Regions from separate parts of the Homo sapiens genome. Here region 1 is linked to region 2. A link is a loop called in an ENCODE intact Hi-C map of the cell type or tissue named here. Cell type or tissue: A673. All regions are shown on one strand. Links, peaks and the distances in the headings refer to the core of each region. The heading gives the core; the rest is flanking DNA. Region 1 overlaps FARS2 (phenylalanyl-tRNA synthetase 2, mitochondrial). Region 2 overlaps LYRM4 (LYR motif containing 4).

Region 1 (2,913 bases), core at 158-2,657, 170 kb before region 2:
AATCCCAGCACTTAGGGAGGCCGAGGCGGGCGGATAACGAGGTCAGGAGATTGAGACCATCCTGGCTAACAGGATTTTTAGTCTCTACTAAAAATACAAAAAATTAGCCGGGTGTGGTGGCGGGAACCTATAGGTCCAGCTACTCAGGAGGCTGAGGCAGGAGAATGGCGTGAACCCAGGAGGTGGAGCTTGCAGTGAGCCAAGATCGCGCCACTGCACTCCAGCCTGGGCGACAGAGCGAGACTCTGTCTCATAATAAATAAATAAATAAATAAATAAATAAATAAATAAATAAATAATTGCTATAATGAACTACTATTGATCTTATATAAGATTATATAAAGTTTCTATAAAAACTAAAATATACAGCTAAAGACTAACATTGTATTTAGATGATGTATCTAGTTTAAGAAAACTATCTTACCTTTCAAATTCATTTAAACTAACAAAAGTTTACAATTTTGCAGAGACCTATCCCAGGATGAGTCAGGGAGATGACACAGAAAGCAGATTTTAGGACGAAGCCTCGGAGCGAAGACAATGAAAGTACCCAGTACAGGGTGCATTCTTGGTCAAATAGCAAGAGTGTAGTCTTTTACATTTGTGAGTAGACTGGGGTATCTGGACATATAATTCAACACTATGCGAGTGGCACCGGCTGCTAGCCATTTTTGAGGCTGGCTGGTAAAGAAAACTCCCTTTCACCTACAGCCCACCTGCACCTACCAAGCTCGAAATGTGAAATTAGACCACTCCATCCCTACAAGTAGCATTCGATGATACACACCAGGCAGAGAAATGCAGTTCCTAGCAAGGCGTGAAGTTTACTGTTAAAGAGCATAATTTCTCTGTGAAAATATTTTTGCTATTTTCACACATCACTTCAGCTAGTAGAAAAAAACACCGTCTCTAACTGTAATTATTTGGATTTGGTAAACCTAATGAGGCCCTCTTAGCCTTCAACAACAAATGTAGAATGTAAATGGCAATAATTTTCCTGAGATCTTAGAGAAATGAGATGTAAAGAATATTAATCTGTTTTTCTTTGGATGCTATTATTGGTTCAGGAGCACAAGCTTTTACCCTTGAGAACATCCTCTATTCTCTGTGTATTCCATCTACTAAGATCGAATAACTAGAGAGCTTTCCCATTACCTAATTGTTTTCAGAAATATTAAATTTGAATTAAGAACAAATATTTTGCCTCCATAAATATGACTTTCCCTAGCAACTCATGTAATTGCATAAATGATAGCCTATCTCCCTAAAGGCTTCTAGACATTCAGGAAAGGGAGCAAGCTGACTCTGTCACTTATCACCTACACAAAACAATCAATCCTTCATTGCCTGCTCTGTGAAAACTGAGTTGAGTCCTTGAAATATTTTCCTTTGCCAGCTGGCAAAATGCTAAACTTTGTCAGTAGAGGTCGCTGGAGGGACATGGCAAAGGAAGGTATTCTTACTGGGCACCCTGCACTTCTTTTGCCCAGATCTGCAGTGCAGGTGGCAACACAGCTCCTCCAATGGCCAGCTGCTCTCCTCGGTACCCCATTTGATCATTTTCATAGCATAGTGCTTCCCACAAGACAAGTCTCCCAAATTAACTTTCCCCACACCCAAGAAAGCAGATTTCGGTACATTCCAGAGCGTGGATATCAAGCAATTTCACCAGCATGGCACCACTACTAGCACTTCTGAGCCACTCAGTGAACCACAGCTGCGGGAAGGAGGAAGGGGCTCTTCTCTGGGTCCCCGTCTTAGTCCTAAGGGTAGCAGCTCCTCCTTATAGATAATACTTCTGGACTCTTTCATTACCTCTTACTGGCCAATCCCTGATTACCCAAGTTCTGTGTTGGAGTTTGTAATTCTTTACATTATGCTTTCCTTGATCAAGTTACTGTGCGGTTTCCATATCAGAATTGGACCCTAACAGACACATGTGCTCTTATAGCTGAGAATACCCAACTAGACAAGCAGATAGGTGAGCTGCCATGCAGTTAACAGTGCTAGCTGTCATTTTTTTCAGTGAAAGTTGACAGCCCAGAAAGAGGGAGACATTGCTGTTCTGTGCAGAATCCTGGGTTAGAAAGATCAGGCACAAAAAGAGATAGAGTGGCACCCTTAAGGAGTTGACTAACCAGCTGGAGACACCAGGCACACACAAACTAACATTTCAAGGCAGTGAGTTGCTGAAAGCCCAGTAAGGGTCATGGGCAAAACTGCTACAAGGCAGTGATGAGTCTCAGACTAAGAGCCTAATAGTTTCCATCTTGTCGTAGCCAAAGACTAATTATCTGCAAAAGCCCTGTGCCACAGAAAAAGGGGTCTCTCTCCAAACGGTCCTCCAAATCATGCTTTGCCCTCCAATAATGGGGTATTTCCCAAATCCATGGACTCCTCACTATGACCAGTTGCCTCTCACTTAACTGTCAAGACAGAGGACTACGTAAACATGTGAACAGAGAAAAATAATTTTAAAAAGGAAAAGCTGTTTGAATTTAAGTGTGTCTTTGACAGGGACAATGCTTCCTAAAATATTTTAAAGAAGAGATTAGGGAAACATGGGGACTATAATCTGTCAAAGCCGAATAAAAATGCCTTCAACAAAGCCCCTCCACATGAGGCTATTAAGGAAACCCAATAACCACACGGTGGAGAATAAAACCCTGTCACTCACTGAAAGACAGAAAAGTGATTCAGAGCAGAAAGCAGGAATAAAGAGACAACCATGGGCTCACTACAAGAGTAACAGCGGGGAAGCTTGGAAAGAGAAGCCCAAGAACAGGAGGGTTCCAGTGAACCATCTGGAAAGTGGGAGAGAATATCAAAGGCAGCAAAAGTGAGATTTTCTAATGATAAATGACAGCGGTTTTTTCTGACAAGGATGAACCACAAAGGATGCCAAAGGGGTGT
Region 2 (2,913 bases), core at 182-2,681:
TGGGTGCTGACCCCATAAAGGAACCTGGAGGGTGTGTTAGTTTTCGTTTTGTGGAAGTGCCAAGGATCACCTTGACTTGTGCTTCCTTTTCTCATTCTCATGAGGTGGGTGGAGCATGTGCAGCGGCATGATCTCCTGCGTGGTCTGATAACATCCGCAAGAGTAATTAGAACGTCAGAGGTTAAAGTCACCGTCCACTGATGGGTTTTCTTGCTCTCTAAAAAACACCCTTTTCACTGTTTTTCTTTGACTTAGCAGCAATCACGCAATAAACTCCATTTCTGCTTCCATTCGTGTTTCCCTTTTACTTGCAGGAAATTTGCTTATAAAGTGTGGAGGGGGAAACTCTTTACCATTTTTGTAAGTTATGCTGTGCTGTTTTGAAAGGGCTTCTTTAGCATCAAGAGATGCCAGCTTGGCTGACATTAAATTAGATAATAATCTTTCCCTGACCCTTCTTCATGCTTGACTCTAAAAAGAATTCAAAAAAGAAGCAATATTTGAAACTATAATTTGCAGTTTATGTCAAGATTAAAGGTCTTGTTATATTGCCTACATAATGTAACAGTTCTTTCTAGAATAGCATTTCGGATTCTCCTAACCATCCTTGAGTTCTACAGCTATTTAGTAATACAGTAACTGCCACACTCAGACAGGCCTAGGAAATGATCTCTAACTAAAGCCATGAGGATAGTAAGGTACTCAGAAAAGAAACTGATCTGCACATTTATGTATACTTTGAGAGTGGCATTTATATGAGTCAGCATTTTGAAAACTCTAGAACAATGGCATTTCCAGTCACCAGTAGTTGAATTTTATGAGGTCCTTTAGCAGTGGAGCATAGAAGAACAAGCAGCTGAGTTCTTACTTTGCATAAACTCAGAAAGATTTTGTTCTTTGGCACTTACTCTGTGTAGAGGTTGGCAAAACAGGCAGGTTTTATCTTTAGCGTAAAATTATCCAGAGTATAAACTGCCTAGAAAAGGGGGATTGTAAATAATCTGTGCCATCATTTCTCCCGCTATATCTAATTGTCTGTGTCACTTCTTGGTTTGAAATGCTCAAACTACCCTTGCAAAAAAAAAAAAATACTAAACTGGCCCTCATCTGACATCCCAGTGAGTTCCCCTCCCAGGACAGACGCACTGGAGCAGTGGCATGTGCAGGGCAAGGGCGCCCTCCCCAGGGCAGCCTGGCCACTGCACGTTCCCGATGGAGAATACACACGGCGACCTTGCAGAACAGCTTGCTGTCACCACCTCAGGGATGAAAGCATTCTCATCCCTTCAGAGAACCAGTTAGACAGCAGCAGCTGGGAAGTTTCTACTCACTTCCCTTTCATGTCAAGACTCTTCCTGAATCCACATGCAGCCTTTACAGTAGTTAGGGCGTAAGGCACAGTGGCTCCCCCGGCCATCTGGCTGCAAGCTGGCGTAAGTTGCCTTTGGACTAACAGCCTATGGCAAGGTGGAGAGTCTGTATTCTTGCACACTGTTCTCTGTAACTGGCTGCTGTAGCAGCCTTCTGACCTGTCCTCCGGGTGCCCCTGCCCCTACTCCACCCCACACATGGTCTGTTCTCCACACACCACCACCACAGTGATCTTTTTCAAAAGAAAGATCGGGCCACTGCCCCGTTCAACCCCTTCAAGGCTCTTGCTTCGTGACACCCTAACATAAAACCTGAAGCCAGTGTGAGGTCCCCAGAGGCCCTCCATTGCACTCCTCTCCCTCACACTCCCTATTTCCTTGAACTTCTTGCTCCCATCTCAATGCTTGTGCACCACCTGCCTGGAGGAGTCCCTCCAAATGTTCCTGTAGCTCCCTCCCCCTTCCACCCAGGCCTGTGCTCAGATTTCACCTTCCCATAGGGGCCCCCCTGGGACCACACTATCTAAAACAGATTCTCTCTCTCTCCGCTGCCCTGCCTTAGTTTTTGTGACAGCACTTATCAGTACCTACTATGACATTACTTGTGGCCTTGTCTATTTTCTCCCTCTTCTGCAAGACGGCAGGGGCCATGAGGACAGGGATCTCCCCTGTCGCTGTCATCATCTCCACTGGGTGGCGAAGAGCATGGACTCTGCGGCCAGCCGGCCTGTGTTCACATCCTGACTCAGCCTACTAGCTATGTCACTCTGAGCAAGATATTTAACCTCTCAGTGCCTAATGCAAACTGCAGATGAAAGTAAGCCCTACTTCATGCGTTGTAGTGAGGATCAAGTACACTAACATATGCAAAGCCCCCGGGATAATGCTAGCACATAGGAAATGTTATGCAAATGCTTGCTGTTATTATCCACAGGATCTAGAACATCCCACATAGAGCTGGCTCTTAGTAAGTTTTCACTGACTAAATAAATGCATGAAGTATGTTCCCTGAGATCATACATCTCAGTGGCAGGGTCTATACCACCAAAATCAGGGTGTCTTTTTGGCCACCCACAGTCTCCCTCCTGAAGGAATGAACCATGAAAGGAATATGGAAATCTGATGGGGATCGTGACATATTAACCCTCATGGAGTTGTGATACTCTTCATATCACGTCTCTCTCCCACTTGAAGATTTGGACTCCAAGCCCCACCCACCCAGGTGCACATGGATCCCAGCTTCACGGTTCCACCAGTGAGGAAGCCCACAGCCACTTTTCCAGCTGCCAGACATGCATGCCATAAAGGCAGTGCTCACACTGAAATCTCACCCACAACACTTACCTGCTCACCCTGCTTTCCACTCATTCTTCAGAGGGTGGCTTCTTCAGTCACGTGAGTCAGCTGTGGTGCTAATGATACCCCTCCACCCCCGCGTCCCATAACCCTAGTAAGTTTTGCTTTTTAAAATAAGTCTCTGGACAAAAATGACCTGGTTTTCTGGGTAGAGAAACCGAGATGCAGGAAAGGTGGAAGCCTTGTC

Evidence for each region. Hi-C counts contacts between places; a loop is a spot of excess contacts. Peaks named below come from ENCODE experiments on the same cell type or tissue, not always from the same donor. Only the 100,000 strongest peaks of a DNase experiment are listed, where the experiment ranks them.
Region 1: a loop joins it to region 2, with 3 times the contacts of the local background. A loop is called at or near these places in 8 of 110 quality-filtered maps.

The regions. Positions count from the first base shown.
Region 1 is chr6:5,378,358-5,381,270 of GRCh38, reverse strand. All of the region lies in intron 2 of FARS2 (phenylalanyl-tRNA synthetase 2, mitochondrial), which reads right to left. Among named protein-coding and RNA genes, the nearest start is that of FARS2-AS1, 78 kb to the left of the region's middle. RefSeq lists an enhancer at 1,591-1,690. In A673, for the core only: a CTCF peak has its summit at 1,412 (motif pointing right); a DNase peak (open chromatin) is centred at 1,440.
Region 2 is chr6:5,213,216-5,216,128 of GRCh38, reverse strand. The region is part of intron 2 of LYRM4 (LYR motif containing 4); the gene reads left to right. The region is part of intron 3 of LYRM4-AS1 (LYRM4 antisense RNA 1); the gene reads right to left. Among named protein-coding and RNA genes, the nearest start is that of LYRM4, 46 kb to the left of the region's middle. In A673, for the core only: CTCF peaks have their summits at 1,184 (motif pointing left) and 2,142; DNase peaks (open chromatin) are centred at 788 and 1,238; H3K27ac peaks cover 2,247 bases.